Regions from separate parts of the Homo sapiens genome. Here region 2 is linked to region 1. Evidence: read pairs that join two places in POLR2A ChIA-PET (ENCODE). Cell type or tissue: PC-9. All regions are shown on one strand.

Evidence for each region. ChIA-PET counts read pairs that join two places held together with the same protein. Peaks named below come from ENCODE experiments on the same cell type or tissue, not always from the same donor. Only the 100,000 strongest peaks of a DNase experiment are listed, where the experiment ranks them.
Region 2: POLR2A ChIA-PET joins it to region 1 with 5 read pairs; 2 of 35 experiments call an interaction of 5 or more read pairs at or near these places.

What each region holds. Positions count from the first base shown.
Region 1 is chr2:186,746,973-186,754,972 of GRCh38, reverse strand. It overlaps FAM171B (family with sequence similarity 171 member B), which reads right to left. Exons shown (of 8, transcript NM_177454.4): 4 at 7,723-7,881; 5 at 3,669-3,839; 6 at 924-1,040. Among named protein-coding and RNA genes, the nearest start is that of FAM171B, 57 kb to the right of the region's middle. In PC-9, no CTCF peak of the experiment used is centred here; DNase peaks (open chromatin) are centred at 3,012 and 3,682; H3K27ac peaks cover 1,408 bases.
Region 2 is chr2:186,661,997-186,669,996 of GRCh38, reverse strand. ITGAV (integrin subunit alpha V) reads right to left here. Exons shown (of 30, transcript NM_002210.5): 19 at 6,162-6,229; 20 at 5,356-5,503; 21 at 4,779-4,871; 22 at 3,214-3,293; 23 at 2,767-2,847; 24 at 2,221-2,326; 25 at 1,077-1,235; 26 at 183-296. Among named protein-coding and RNA genes, the nearest start is that of FAM171B, 28 kb to the left of the region's middle. In PC-9, no CTCF peak of the experiment used is centred here; no DNase peak of the experiment used is centred here.

The DNA of each region.
Region 1 (8,000 bases):
GTTTTGCTCCCCAGCCTCCATCTTCCTTCTGTTCAAAATGTCAGACCAATTTTCATTTAGTACAGGGGTGTCCAATCTTTTGGCTGCCTTGGGCCACACATAAAATACATTGATAGCTCATGAACTTAAAAAAAATCATTTAAAAAACTCAATGTTTTTAGGAAATTTACAAATTTGTGTTGGGTCTCATTCAAAGCTGTCTTAGGTTGCATACAGCCTGTGGACTGGGGGTTGGACAAGCTTGATTTAATACATCCTCAGTCTTTTCTTGAATGATAGTGTCTGCAGACTTCCAAGAGCCCTTCCTCTCCTCCTCAATCCCCACCAAGTAACATGTGTGCTTGAGACCCAAAAGTGGGCCAATAGGATGATCATTCTTCAGCTCTAGAATGATCAGGAACAGTACAAGGAAAATACTGGAAAGGGTTAGAGTCAGCCACCACACAGCAGCAACCTGGCAAAGGTAGTCAAGCAGGCCTGCTAACTAGGCCATCTGGCACGGCAAGGAGTCCTGCCTTTCAGCATCTGGTTCTTCAGCCTTTCCTAGGATCCTATGAACTCCCTACATCCTTCTAATATAGCATATTTTTAAATTAGTCAAAATCTTTTTCTGTTGCTTGCAACCAAAAGCTCTAACTGATTTGGGCAGAATTTATTCATAAAAAGAAGTAAACTAAGAAAATACTTGATTTGAACAAACTTCATTCTTCACAGATTCATCAGATATAACTATAAGAGACCTTAGAGTTCATGGCGCTTAATCTGATACACATGAAAAAAAAATAAGCTGAGATCAAGTTCCTTTCCCATTGTCATATAGCTGGTAAGTGGCAGTGCTTAGAATAAAACTGAGGTCTGCTGCTATCCGTTCCAGCAAGACTATTTGAATTACATGTTTTAATTACTTTCATTTTTTACAATACCTCTAGTTCCTGGAAGTGGAGCTGCTATCCAGTACCCCAAATGTGGTGCATCATATGTCCAGATTAAATGATTGTTATGTTCCTTGACCATTCCCCGACCATGATTTACCCAAGCACCTAAAAAGGTATGTAAAAAATACTTGTTACAGTTATATCTTAAGAACTGATGGTCATGCACAGAATACATTATGGGACTTTTTCAAAGATTATGAAAACTGTGGCAATATATAATCATAGGCTAATATATATCACATCATATTATAATATAGTATATACTGTAATAGAATAATTAGAATGATTTGTTGTGACCAAAAAACACTGTAAATAAACTAAGGATGGCCAGGTGCGGTGGCTCAAGCTGGTAATCCCAGCACTTTGGGAGGCCAAGGCAGGCGGATCACAAGATCAGGTGTTCAAGACCAGTCTGGCCAACATGGTGAAACCCCGTCTCTATTAAAAACACAAAAATTATCAATTATGACACCTATTATTGTAATAGGTACTGAAATAAACTCACCTTAGAATCAGACCTTCAAATAAGTGGATCACAAAGCCTTAATCATGGAATTCATGAAAAACTTATCTATTAATTTTGTGAGTTTTAAAATTAAAAAGTACTAAATTTTCACATTTCTTGATATTAATACATGTTTTTGGCATACTAATTAAGAATTGTCATTCCAAAAAAGTTGTCATTTTATATTAAAACAAAATAGTTATTAAAAACACAAAAATTAGCCAGGCGTGGTAGCACATGCCTGTAATCCCACATACTCAGGAGGCTGAGGCAGGAGAATCGCTTGAGCCTGGGAGGTGGAGGTTGCAGTGAGCTGAGAGTGCGCCACTGCACTCCAGCCTGGGTGACAGGGCAAGACTCTGTCTTGAAAAAAAATAATAATAAAATAAACTAAGGACACAGACATACTTAGAAAAATCATGACTCTCCAGATTCTATTTAAACTGTGGATATTAAGATAGCTCTTATCTGATATTCTGATTAAATATACTGTTTTATGGCCTTAATTTTTTACTAAATATTGTCTCGGTCTAGTACTGTTGGTATTGTTCTTATAGAACTAGATCTTCTAAACTTTCAATAAATGTTACCTCATCCAGTAAAATTTGCTGTCAAAAGAAAAAAGAATTCAGTAAAACCTGTACCTTTTATGAAGTTTTATTTATAAATAGCATAACAAAGCTATTTGAGTTTGGTGTATATTTGTATTATGGTTTATTGATTTATTATAGTGAATTATCTATAACATGTAAAAAAGTATTTTAATAAGGTAGAGAAACTGGAAAATGAGAATAATTTAATCTATTGCTTTTAAATAGTCCACAAGTGTTACATCAGTGATAAATCAATTCAAAAAATGTTGTCACTGAAAGGTACATTAGAGATAGATGCCTTGGCCAGAAAGAACAATCAGCAACTAGGACTCAAACAGCAGATATTCTTTTTTTAAGTGCCTTAACACGACTTCCTCATTCAACAAATCAGGAAATTGAGGCCCAAATAAGTTAAATGACTTATTCCAAGTAGTACTGCTGGTAAACAGACTAGATTCCAAATCTTAGAGTTCTTAATCTAATGATTTCAGTAGCATACTACCGTGGTTATATAGTTTCCACTCTTTCTTTAAAACATAGATATATTACTGCTTATATTCTCTATAGTGAAAACGTATGTGTTTTGGGGGCCTTATTACCTAACAGGAAATCCCATTTCAAGTTTTGAGGATCTATTGCGCCCTATTCTCAGCCAACATGATCAGTTTAGGGTCCCATCCAGCTTCAACATGTGACCTAAAGTCTAAATAAATCTGTGCATTCAATTTGCAGGTCACAAAGACAGGTTCTAAGATGGGCATGCAAACTCCACTCTACAACTACAGTGAGTCCAAGGGCTTCTGCTATATATAGCTCCTAAGAAAATCTCTACTGGCCTTCAACCTGGCAAAGTATAACGTTAGAGCACCTACAGCCTTCTTGTCAGTCTGAAGGGAAATCCCATCCTAGAAAGGTGCTAATACAGAGCAAACAGATGAGAGTGAAGGAGGAGAGAAACCAAGCCCAAGCCCTGTGAAACTATCTAGACTGTAGCATGACTCACCCAAGGAAGTCCTACCTGTAAACTTTTCAGTTGTGGGCTGATCATTTTCCTTTTTCTGTCTTTTTTTGGTAACTTACACTCCTACCTTATTTACATGGGAACCCATGAACAAAAACAAAGGGAAGCTGAGGATGAAAATATACATATATTTCCAGCTGCTATTTAGGAGGCGAAACCCAGAAAACAAAACTAGTATCTAAGGGGTTTCTTTGGAAAAACAATTACTTTTTCTATCTCTTAATAACATAATGTTACTTATTTTCATGAAACTAGCATACATTTCCCTATGGCCTTAAACCACGCTTTTAGATAGGTATTATGAGCTTATCAAAACAAAAACAAACTTCTAAGAAGAGAGATAATTTTAAAAAATTATTTCTACCTCAAAATGGTGGTGCTACAAAAAGGTAAGGGAATGAATAAATAATGCTATTTTTTTGACATGTGTATTCCCATCATTTGCCCAATGGTTGTATTATATTAATCAAAGTGAAGTCAATTTTGGTCACTAACAAATACATTTGTGATGTTACTAAAAAACTAGAGCTGTATCAAGTTCTAAGATAAAACATCCAGCTAGTCAATTGACAAATATGTAAAATATTCAGACTATTTTAACCTAGCTCACATACCTGTGTTCATATCAAATGTCCAAGCAGGTATGCGATCCCCTGCACTTATATCATTCAGACGTAGAAGAGGAAGAGAAACTTGAATAGAGCCATTGACCTTTAGTTCTTTTCCTCCAGAATATATTTTCACACATATTGCAGCAAGAGGAGTCAATTCAATGTTTTCAAAACCTATAAAAGAAGACAGTTTATTAAAATCATATGTAAACAGAGGTGGTAGTTACCTAATTATTATAGGTCTAAAATAAATAGTTCCTCTATTTCACCAAGGGTTATCTATTTTAATATCAAATAGATACTGAATACACATTAAGGATTTTTTAAATGTAATTTTAAAATATTGTCTAAATATAGGCTATGCAATGTAACACTGACAAATCAATATGAGCCTAAGTTATCTAAGTCATCTGATGTAAGGGGCACTAGAATCCAATTCAATATTTTTTATAAATCTAAAAAGCAACAACCAAAAAAACCCCATCTCACTATAGTACCATATTCCATAAAGGCTCTATCATACACCATCAATGCAGATGTAGATTTGAAATATCTCACCCTCTCTTTTCCAAGACCATCTGTTTCAAGGAGTGCTAGAACCCACAGATCTAGCTGCACTTCTTACATAAAAAGCATTCAGATTAAAAGTTGCACTTCTTACATAAAAAGCATTCAGATTAAAAGTTGCACTTCTTACATAAAAAGCATTCAGATTAAAAGTACAATTTTTAATGGATAGGTTTGGCAATTAAACATGAAACAAAATCACTGTAATATTACTTGATAAAAATTGTGTTAATATACTTGATTATTCATACAACTGAAAGAATATAAACTTAGATTTTAAATATAATACTAGACTTCAAAGCTTGAAAAGCAGGAGAAAGGGAGATAACAGAATTGGTTATATTGTTTTGCCTAAGGTTTTAAAGATTTACTAATACAATTTACAGTACGCTTTCTTAAATATCAGGAACTATCTATAGATGTCTGTTACTCTGGGCGGAGAGAGGGAGCAGAAAGTGCCTTTCTTTTGCTTTTGAAATATTAGCAATGCCAAACAAAGTTATAATATATACCAGAATATTTATGAAGAATAAAACTATTACAGATGTTAAAATTACAGTATTTCTACAAATAGATGGGAGAAAGTATACTTTTTATCTATTTGCTTTTGGTCTACACTTTTGAATCTTTGGCTTCAAAACTAGAAATTTGTTCATTCATTTAACAAATATTTACAAAGTCCCTACCAGCACCATGTACTCATATGGGCCCCAAAGACACAGTAAATATATTTCTGATATTGTCTGCAATATTTTTTCATAATAATTCCTATCAAATATCCTTTTTTGCCCCCATGTATTTACTCCTCATCAGTTTTTTCCCCCACCCAAATGTAAGTGCATGATAATCTAGAAAAGGCACATAATTAGGCGGTCAAGAAAGGCCTCCTCTCTGAGGAGGGCACATCTGAGCTGCAGCCAAATGGGAAGAACCTTCAAGAACTTTCCAGGCAGAATAAACAAGTCCAAAGCCTCCAAATTAGAAGTGATCTTGGCAGGTGCAGGAAAGAAAGGTGGCCACAGGGCTAGAGGGCAGCAGGGGAGACAGGCAAGAGTGGAGGGTCTTGGCAGCCACAGAAAGAGTCCTCATTATCATGACTGCTTATCATCTGGAATGGCTTCAGCCGTCAAACAGGCCAAGTAGTGGCTTACTGAAAATTTTCAATTAAATATAAGAATTAACTGTACTAAATTACCTGAAAGACAAATATTAAATGAGCAAAGCAGTGCCATACATATTTTATAGGCTGGCATGCTTGTAAGCCATCCACTGCAAGCACAAATCAAATGTTATATAAATTGTTAAGTAACTACATCAAACTACTCAGTAAAACCAGTTGGCTGGCTTTCTGAAGTACCTGCTTCAACCTCACCCCTCAGCTCCGTGCAGTCAGTGGCTTTACAAACTGTTGAAACTGACACACCAGCATTTAAGATAAAGTCAAGTCAGAGGAGAAAAGAATGGTGCAAGGGAAAAAAGACTGAAAAAAACAATGAGAAGGAGAACAGAACTTTTATGAAAGGACATTTTTATCCTCATGGAACTCTAGAACTGTGTAATCTAATAAAGTGACCACTAACTGCATGTGGCTATTTAACTTCCTCAGTGCACTGGTCATGTTTCAAGAGCACAACAGCCACATGTTGGACAGAGAAGAATATTTCCATTTGGCAGCACTGCTCTAGAACTTTTTAAATGATAGCAGCATTCTCAGGATAATCAAAACTATTAATGAATACTCTCAAAAGCAGGTAATAGAGTGTTGGGAAACAGTTCATTCTGACCCTTTCCCACTGAATCTAGTGAGTCTTGTCCATGAACATCCTCCAGCGCCATGAGCTTCATTTGTGATAGTGTGTACAGATACCATTCTAGTAAATGCTTTTATTTACACCATCCTGTAGGTTACATCTGGAAAATCTTGGCTGATGTCTTAGTTTGGCTTCCTCAAGCAGCAGACCCTGAGATAATAATTTGAGGGCAAATAGTTTATTTGGTAAGTAATCCCAGGAAGCACCTATCACTAACAGAAGCGTAATTCAGCAGGAAGGAAGGGAGCCAGTACAGGATGTGTTAACAAGCAGGTTATCACTGTGGTAACTCCAGCTCAGTTCCACTGGGGACATACACTGGCTCAGAGTTGTCCTAGCCACACCAACTTTTGTCTGTCATTGGTTGACAGCTTGCCCCATGTGATGGCCAAGTCTGCTTCTTGGAACCAAGGAATGCCCTCAGGCAGTCACAGATGTGTGCAGTAGGAAAAGCAGGTTTGTAACAGAATAATAAGTGTCATCTGGCTGGGGCACTGATAGCATCAACTCCAACAGGCAAAACAAAACTCTATCTAACCAAAATACTTATTTCCTGTTATCACTCATTGCTGGCTGTTCCTCAAATGAAATGAACAAAATATCTGAAAAAAAAAAAAAAGAAACTATCAGAATTATAGACTGTTTGAGGTGATTTTAAACAGTGGATTTTCAGTTAGGTTACAATGAGTGGTAAAAATGGTAGAACAGGCCTGGCGAGGTGGCTCATGCCTGTAATCCCAGCACCTTGGGAGGCTGAGGTGGGCGGATTGTTGAGCACAGGAGTTAAAGACCAGCCTAGGCAACATGGCGAAACCCCATCCCTACAAAAAATAAAAAAGATTAGCTGGGTGTGGTGGTGCATGCCTGTAGTCCCAGCTACTTGGGAGGCTTAGGTAGGAAGATCACTCGAACCTTGGTGGTTAAGGCTGCAGTGAACCAAAATCATGCCACTGCACTCCAGCTTGGGAAACAGAGCAAGACCCTGTCTCAAAAGAAAAAAAAAATGGTGGAACAAGTGTGGATGTACAGAGGGAAATGATGTTTGTAAAGGGTTTATTTATGAATGTATTTTTAAATGTAAAATTCCATTGTTCCACTAACTTTTATATTATGACAGCCTTATAGAAATTATATTATGACAGCCTTATAGAAATATATGAGTGCTGTTGACTCTAGAATACATATATTTTCAATATTTATATTTTACACAGAGAATAGCAAATATTTACAATAGCTTACTCCAATCTATAAACTTTTTTCTATCTCAATTATTGACACTTCTCATCAGTTGGATAAAAATGAATACATCAAATTATGAAAAAAATACAAACTGAATTTTAATTTTTGAATGTATTAAATTTTCAAAGCTATACAATAATCATAACTATTTTCTATACCTTACCTGCTTTGGATCAAATAAAATTTAATAAATTTAAAAGAAATCAAAATTTCCATGCATTTGAAATAATGTATGCTGAATTTTTCTTTCATTGAATAAGATATATTTCATTAAAGGGAATTTTTTATTATATACATTTTAATAACTAGATTTATGTCTCAAATGATGTGTATTATCCATAGCTTATATATTATAAGCTATTATAGATAGCTAAATATTTGATGAAAGATTTGTGTACTAATGTTTCTTATAACTATATTATACAAAAAGTAGATAATACCTGGTTTATTGAGAGTAATTCCAGTTGTATGCAGAAAATTGTCCACTTTCAAAAACTGTTGTAGAACTGTAAGATAGCCAGTAACGTTGCTAATATGATGGTTGTCAGGAAGTTTAATTAAGGCTTTTGAAAACTGAACACTTGGTTGAGACTTGGCATCTGGAAAAAAGGAAACCTCATTAACAAAGAGATAAAGGCATGTTAAGCATAGCAGCATTGGTCAGGATGTCTTACTTTAAAAGAAGCAATTATAATTATTGCTAAACATCATTAGCATC
Region 2 (8,000 bases), 85 kb after region 1:
ATTTGAAGAAAATATGGCATTAATCTGACTAGGAAAAAGGAAAGTGAGAGGAATGCATGGTATAAAAATAAATGTAGTTGTTCAAGCACAGCTGTTGTTATTTTTGAAATGTTCTTTGGCGTCAGTTCTATAGTCACATATTTTTAAATGTCTATGGTGCACATATTTGAAATGGCACTTACCAAAGTGTGAATATCTCCTTCACTGAGGGCAAGATCCCGCTTAGTGATGAGATGGTCCCGCTCACCTTGCCCGGCAACCGTGTCATTCTTTTCAGTTGTTTGCAAAGATGAGATCTAATGCAATCACATTAATAAAATGGTGGTAAATGATAATGAAAAACATTTTACATCAGCATTTTGATATAAACTCTTAGATATGATTAAAAAATAGTGAATGAAAATTTAGTATGACAGAATATTTACCACTCAGTATATAGTGAGCAGTAAGGACAGAAAATAAAGATTAGAGTCTTTAATATGTACCAAAAAAGTTAGCTCTCCCTAACCATTATTTTCAGCCCTTGCTTAGCTAGAGTGGAAACTGATGAAACATACAGAAATGGCCTGAAATTCCACAGTACATTTGTGATGTCAATCATGGGTATATCTTTTATTTTGTTTCTTCACCTTTCCTTAGATCATATTGTGTAATAGTTTCTAGTGCAAATCTATGATGGAGATGACTATATCCAAAAGTCAAGATAATCATGAGTAAAATGGTATAGCTTATCCCAAAGGTAGAAATTTTAACAACAAAACACCCTTGATGTGATATTATGCCCTGAAGAAACAACAACGTGATGGAGCCAAGGTCAAACTGAGTCACTGAAGGACACATCTCATGAGGCTCAGTAAGCACTCTATGAAGATGTGGTTCACTAGACATCACAGAATCAATTCTTACCCATTATACAAATGAACTTATCCTAAGTGTACTGCTTATGAACTAAACCATTTTTTGCAGAGTGGGTTTTATATTAAAATAGTTGTTTTATTTTATGAATTTCTTTTACAGGTTTAGAAAGAAGGCAATGAAATATCATTGTAATGAAGAGCTGCTATTAAGCATATTACCTTAATTCTCAAAGGGTTGATCTCCATATCTGAAGTGCAGTTCATTGGTCCATCAATATCATAATGAAGGATATACAACAGAGTGTTATTATTATATTTGTAAGGCCACTGAAGATGGAGCATTGCCTTGCTGAATGAACTTGGACCATTGTTTCTCAGCTAAGGAGAAAAAAGAAAATGTATCTACACCTTGGGCAAAAATCTGTTCCATAATCCTTCCCCTACATCAACTTTAGAAATCATGTTAGCAATAGGTTTTAAATAACAGCAATTTCCACAGTTAACCTCTAATTACAATGTGACCATTTTTATGCAAAAATGATCAAACTCAACATTTGTCTCTAACACAGAGTAATATGTGTCAGGATAAAAATATAAACAAGGTTGGGCACAGTGGCTCATGCCTGTAATCCCAGCACTTTGGGAGGCCGAGGCGGGCGGATCTCTTGAGGTCAGGAGTTCATGTCCAGCCTGGCCAACGTGGTGAAACCTGTCGGTGAAACCCTGTCCCTACTAAAAATACAAAAATTAGCCGGGCATGGTGGTGCACACGTGTAATCCCAGCTACTCAGCAAGCTGAGGCAGGAGAATCGCTTGAACCCGGGAGGTGGAGTTTGCAGTGAGCTGAGATCGCGCCACTGCACTCCAGCCTGGGCGACAGAGCAAGACTTCACCTCAAAAAAAAAAAAAAAAAAAAAAAAAAATATATATATATATATATATATATATATATATGTATGTATGTATAAACAAAAGGCAAAATATTTAAAAGTTATTAATGAAGGATGACAAAGAAAATTTCTTCCTATAGAAATAGTTTTGATTATTTGCCATAGGTATTTTCAATTTTTAGCCAGAACTACAAAATGCCCATGAGAAAGTACCAATGACATTTCTTTATTCAAGTAGAACTAATTTATTTTAAACAACAAATTATATAAACTGCTTTATTTAAACAAGTCTATTTGTCAAATAAAAATGAATTTATGTATAGGGAAAATATTCAAAGAAATCTCTGACACATACTTAACCAATGTAGAGTTTACATAAAAATTACATAGAATTTTTTTTTTAAAGTAGCTTAGTTGTTCCTCTCTTCGTTGGCTTGCTCACGAGGTTTGAGTAAAATCTAACAACTGCAAACCTCATAGATGTGCTGAACAACTGGCCCAACATCTTCTTCAGTCTCAGGGTTCTCCTTGTGCTCCCAGTTTGGAATCGGAAGAAAGACATGATCAGGACTCGAGACTCTAAACAATGACCAAAGAAAACCTACCATGAATATCAAAATGATATAGTCAGTTCATTTTCAAAAGTACCCCATATTCATTACTCAAATAAATAAAATTAGATTTAATTTTAAAAAATACTTTAAAAGAAAACTAATGAACACACACATGCACAAAAACTGCTCTTATGAAATGTACACGTAACAGGTGAATTGACAATTTGTGTAAAAGTTCAACAAAATTATTTTGTGCATGTTGTTGCCATGTCTTGTTCCTTTTGAGGATCACCCAGTATTGGGGGTTTGGAACATACCTAGGATTTTATTTCTACAGAAGCTAATGCCCTAGTAAAACCACCACTAAACATGCAGGGTCTATTGTCCAGAAAAGGCTAAGGCCTGACAGTTACCTTTAAAAAGCAATCATGAGAATGAGATACTCAACTAAGTATTCATACTGACCCTCTTATCTCAACTGCAGCTAAAACAGCAAGATCAACTTTGTGAGATACAACTGGGCTTACTTTGTCAAATAGATTTGAGCTGAAAAAGAAAAAAAAAAACTTAAAAATGAATTATGCATAACAACCAAGAACATACAGAGGCAAACCCAGTGAAACTAAAAATTAACAAACGAAACAAGTGTAAAGCTTATACCTCAAAATAGTTATTTTCATTAACACTTAATTCCAAGAAGATGAACATTTTCTTTCTGGATTTTAAATTTTGTTTTACAAACTCAAATCTGACAATAAAATTATTCTTATAATGTAAATATTGATTTTAAAATGCTATAGTCAAGCAATAAAATTTAATCTGCTACTTTATATTTAAAGTATATTACATAGTATATTTACAACAAATAATATTTATTTGATAGTTATAAGTGAATATAAGTTGTTTTCATACCTTTGGATTTGTAAGTCAAATTTCACAGAAGTATCCATCTCTGACTGCTGGTGCACACTGAAACGAAGACCAGCTAAGAGCTAAAGGAGAGAGGAAAAGATAGTAATGCTAGTCAATGTCTAATTAGCAAAATTTCAAATCCAATGTCTAAATAAAAAATAATGTTCTAAAATGGGGTTTTTCTGAGCTTACAATAAAACTGAACAAAGATAACTAAATCTTATTTTCTATCAAACCTATTTTACTTAATATACCTGGACCAATCCATAAGAGAGCCTATTTAACAACAATTATTAATCATAATTATACCTCCTTATAATACTAACCATCTTTCTAAAAAGTGCAAAAGTAAATGTTTGTTGATCCAGTGAAAGTCTAGCAACTGGGTACAATAATTTGATAACACGAAGCTAACCACCAAAGTATGTGCTGTGTTCATAGGCCAGGAAAGAAGAAATGGATGGTTTACTAGAGTAAGGGAACATGGCTAAAGAAGGCATGAGTAGGGCCACAACCAGAATTTCTCCACACACCTCTCATAACACTCCCAACACCAAATATCCTAATTCCTGCAGGCAGAAAATTGGTAGATTTTAAATAAAACAATTGAACCACCAGGTACAAAAAAGAAGGCTTCTTGGGGATCACACAAATGACATATAAAAACAGTACTTCCTGGGTTCTGCCTCCCACTCCACAAAACCTGGAGCTGGCTACTTGTAATAAGCAGAAACTATATAATAACCAGAAAGTTAGAGAGAATGAGAATATGAGAAAATAAAAGGCATGCTCATTGTTAATAAAACATTGAATACACGTGAAAAACTGAACTTAGGGTAATTTGTTCAAGTTCTCATCCCTAAGATACCATACATCTAGAAATACTAATGACTTGTAATAGAAAACATACTAAAGAAATATGGAATATTTAGACCTGTATTACCACAGATCTTCAAAGTACCAGTATCAATAAGTCATTAAATAAATTCTATTGAAAAAGTCACACAGCATATGCTGCCATTTTGTCCTTGCTACTAGAAATTCTACAAGGTATATTTTGTTTACTTTTTAGAGGATTCGGAAAGCAAGCCATTGGCTGCTTCTTTTCAAGCTCCTGGGCACCCTGCTCCACCATCTGAAGGGGAGCCTGATTTAACTGACCTTCACTTTGATCCTCTGTGTGGGGCCTGTGATGGAATCTAGCTCACCTAGGATTGACAGTCTTGGTAGTTGCCAGAGTAGCTTTTCAGGATCCATTAAGGCATCAGTGTAAAATAGCAAAAATTATTATTTCAGTCCTTAGTTTAAACCACGTTCTCATCCATTCACTAAAGTGAAGGAGGCATAAAGAGCAGCTGATTGCAAACCGTGTAGGAGCACAACCAATTGTTTTCGTATCTTAGTTAAAACTAAGCAAAACTCTGCTAATCATTTAACTATTATATCGAAACCAATTTAAGGACATTGTTTTGAAGTGTTTATTTTTAAAAATTACTATGAGCCCAGACAACAATATGCTTTTCTATTTGCCAGGGAGAAAAATCCGTTTAATTAAATTGTCTTACTTGAGTTCCAGCCTTCATTGGGTTTCCAAGGTCACATACCACCTGGCGAGTTTGGTTTTCTGTCTTAAATGCACAGGAAAGTCTTGCTAAGGCCTTTGATAGACCAAAAAAAAAAAAAAAAATGGATATGAAAGGAAATAAAGTATCACGCAGTTGGATATTTCAGTTTCTTGTCCTAAGCAAATAAATCTAGTTGAGCAAACCAGGAGGTAAGGAAAAAGCCAGAATTGGGTACAATTGCCACATGGAAATGCAGAAGTGTTTCTGAAAGATCCCTAGAGGACTACCATACAAAACCATACAGCCTCTGACAAATAATTTGATGGACAGGCTTAGACACTTTATCTATCTAACCTTGTTTCCAGGCACTTAGCTTGCAATTCTAAAAATGTCATATCAATGCATTATGCAAAGTATTAGGCTTAAAAGGAATTATGTAAGATAGGCACTCCATTGTCTATCAATTTAGCCTTAGGTAGAATAGCTAAGCTTGTGCTTCACTAAATAGGGGAACAGCTCATTAATGTTAATAAGATCCGTGAGTGCATTTCAATTTTTAAAGAGGCAGCCTGCTTACTTCATTGTTTCGGACAACCCCGATGAAATCAGCCTGCAGTGGAATGGAAACGATGAGCTCAGCTTCGTAGGCACCTTCTCCTTGATTCTGAGCCTTAACAATCAATGTCAGAGGGTTGTCATCCCCAATATAGATCTTCTTTTGATCACTACAAGTTAACAATACAAATCCAGACTGAGAAAAAAAGACTACATGGGGAAAGTATGACTGTTCAAAGAAAGAAGAGATAAATACACAGCACTGACATGTTCAACAGTGTCTCAAGGTATTTTAAGACTACTTCACAGCTTGATAGAAAACAGAAAATAGCACACTGGGTGCAAATCGAATGCTTCTCTCAATAAAAATAAACATTGATGCCACTAATATATCACTATCATTCATATCTATTACTGAAGTGAATTACATGTACTTTGTAATTCCCCAATATTTTTCTAAAAGCTAAATTAATCACGTGTCATAATTCTCACAATATTCTTTATAATTCATATGCCTTACAAAATGGTAAGGATATTCCTTGAGTTCAAAGAATGTTTATGATGAAGTGTATCTTTAAAATGATACAATATTATTTTGTGATATTACCCAAAGTTGAATGGTAATAACTCTTTCAACCTAGGCAACTAGTGAAAACACAGTGGATATTTTCTTTAGAAGCTCAATATTGATAGTTTTAGTGTTATAGAAAATCAGGCATTACCCTCCAGGATAACTAATTCTCGTTAAAATATGTTAGTCCTTTGAATAGAAAAATGTGCCCTTCCATTTAAATTTCTTACTACATTATTATTTCAAGCAAAACTTACCTATCTACAGAAACTTCCAGCTTGGGTTTACAGACATTGTCTTCACCACAGTCAAGTAGAATGTGAGCCTAGAAAAAAACATTTTATTTTTCTACATGAAAAATACCAATGCAGGTGGCATAAGCAGTGTTTATCAATATCTATGTGGTTAAGCCTATATGTACACATGTATATATTTTCAGATACTCATCAGCTTGTTTGTTGTATACCTGAATGCAAAAGAGACCATGGCCACTTATTTTTAAGCAGGTCAGTGTAGCCAGTCAAGAAAGAGAAAGAAGAAAAAGATTCATAGGATATGATACAGTTCCTTGGAACCTTTCAGTTTTATCTCAGATTAAGCTGTTATCATATTTGAATGAAGACTGGTGTAGAAAAGAAAGTAATAGCCAAGAAATGAGGCTTCATTTTTACCCTGCTGCTAGTTAAGTTGTGAGATGTTGGGCAAAATAGACTCCCTTCTAGAGTTTCTCATTATGGACTGTGCCTCTACCAATATCAGGAAATAGGGCTGCAGAGGATAAAAGAATAAGGAGCTGTAGATATTCAGCAGCAATTCAGACAGGCAGAGAGACCAAGGGGCAAAAGAAACTGGATAAAATGAGTCCAGCATTGCATGGTCATTTGGAAAAAGATGAAGGAAAAGGAACTTGAAGCATTATAGTTAACCAATCAGGGTAGGTGAAAAAAACAAAGACCTGAACTTTTTCCCCACTAGATCTGGCCAGGAGAATGTTCCAGCTAGAGCAAAATGGAAACACCCAAAAGAGAGAAACAGTGGGAAAAAAGCAGAGGAGCTGGATAGGATGTGAAAGAAGAAACATAAAAATTAAGAAAAGAATGGAAAATAAAGATGAGGCCATTTTTGCTTTGCCTACTGGTAACATCCAAAGGGCTTCAAGCACAGAAGCAGACAAAAAGAAGAGAGAAAAGGATTTAAAGGAAAAGAAAGATAGAGTCCTTTAAAAAAAGGATGATGATTGTAAACTTCCAAGTCACAAGGAATGTCCGGAATTAAGGCTTCAACATACACATTTTGGGGGAACTCAGTTCAGCCCTTAACAATATTTAAAATATTGTCATTTTTACATGGAATCACTTAAAAATTATCAGTGGAATATTTTGCATTCTGTTTCTTACTGTCTTCAAAATCCAGAATGTATTATATACTTTTAGCACATCTAAATTCAAATACTTAGGTTTTATTAGAAATTTTCTTTGCATTTACAATTCATATAATTCACAGTTGAAAATGTAGATTCAAATACTCAAGTTGTTCTAAACTTACTAAAAGTTTTGCAGTAAGAGAATTAAGCATCAGCTTTTAACGTTAAATTAATTAAAATTAAATAAAATTTAAAAATCAGTTCCTCAGTGACACTAAGCCCATTTCAAGTGCTCAGAAGCCACATGAGGCTTGCAAGTGGCTATATATTGGACAAAGATTCGTAACTGTCGTTTTAATTTGAAGGAAACACAAAAATATACGTGAATTAATTCAATTACCTAGATATAAGCAGTTGCTATAAGCCTTTTTAAAAAAGGACTATTAGAAGAACTATATGGTGATTCTTTACATCATGCCAAATATAAATCAACGCTTGATTAGATCAAAGTGTGGACTTTACAGATAACAAATTAACTAGTGATAAGGTATGTATAACATTCCCAGTTAGAATGTTAGATGAGTATCTTAAGTTTGCAATGAGACATATGTATAAAATATTAATAAAACTGTAATATAGAGATATTTGGCTGATATCACTCTATAGGGGAAAAAAAGGACTTAGCTGGCATTGAAGCAGCCATAGTATTAAAATATGCTGTCAGGAAAGATAG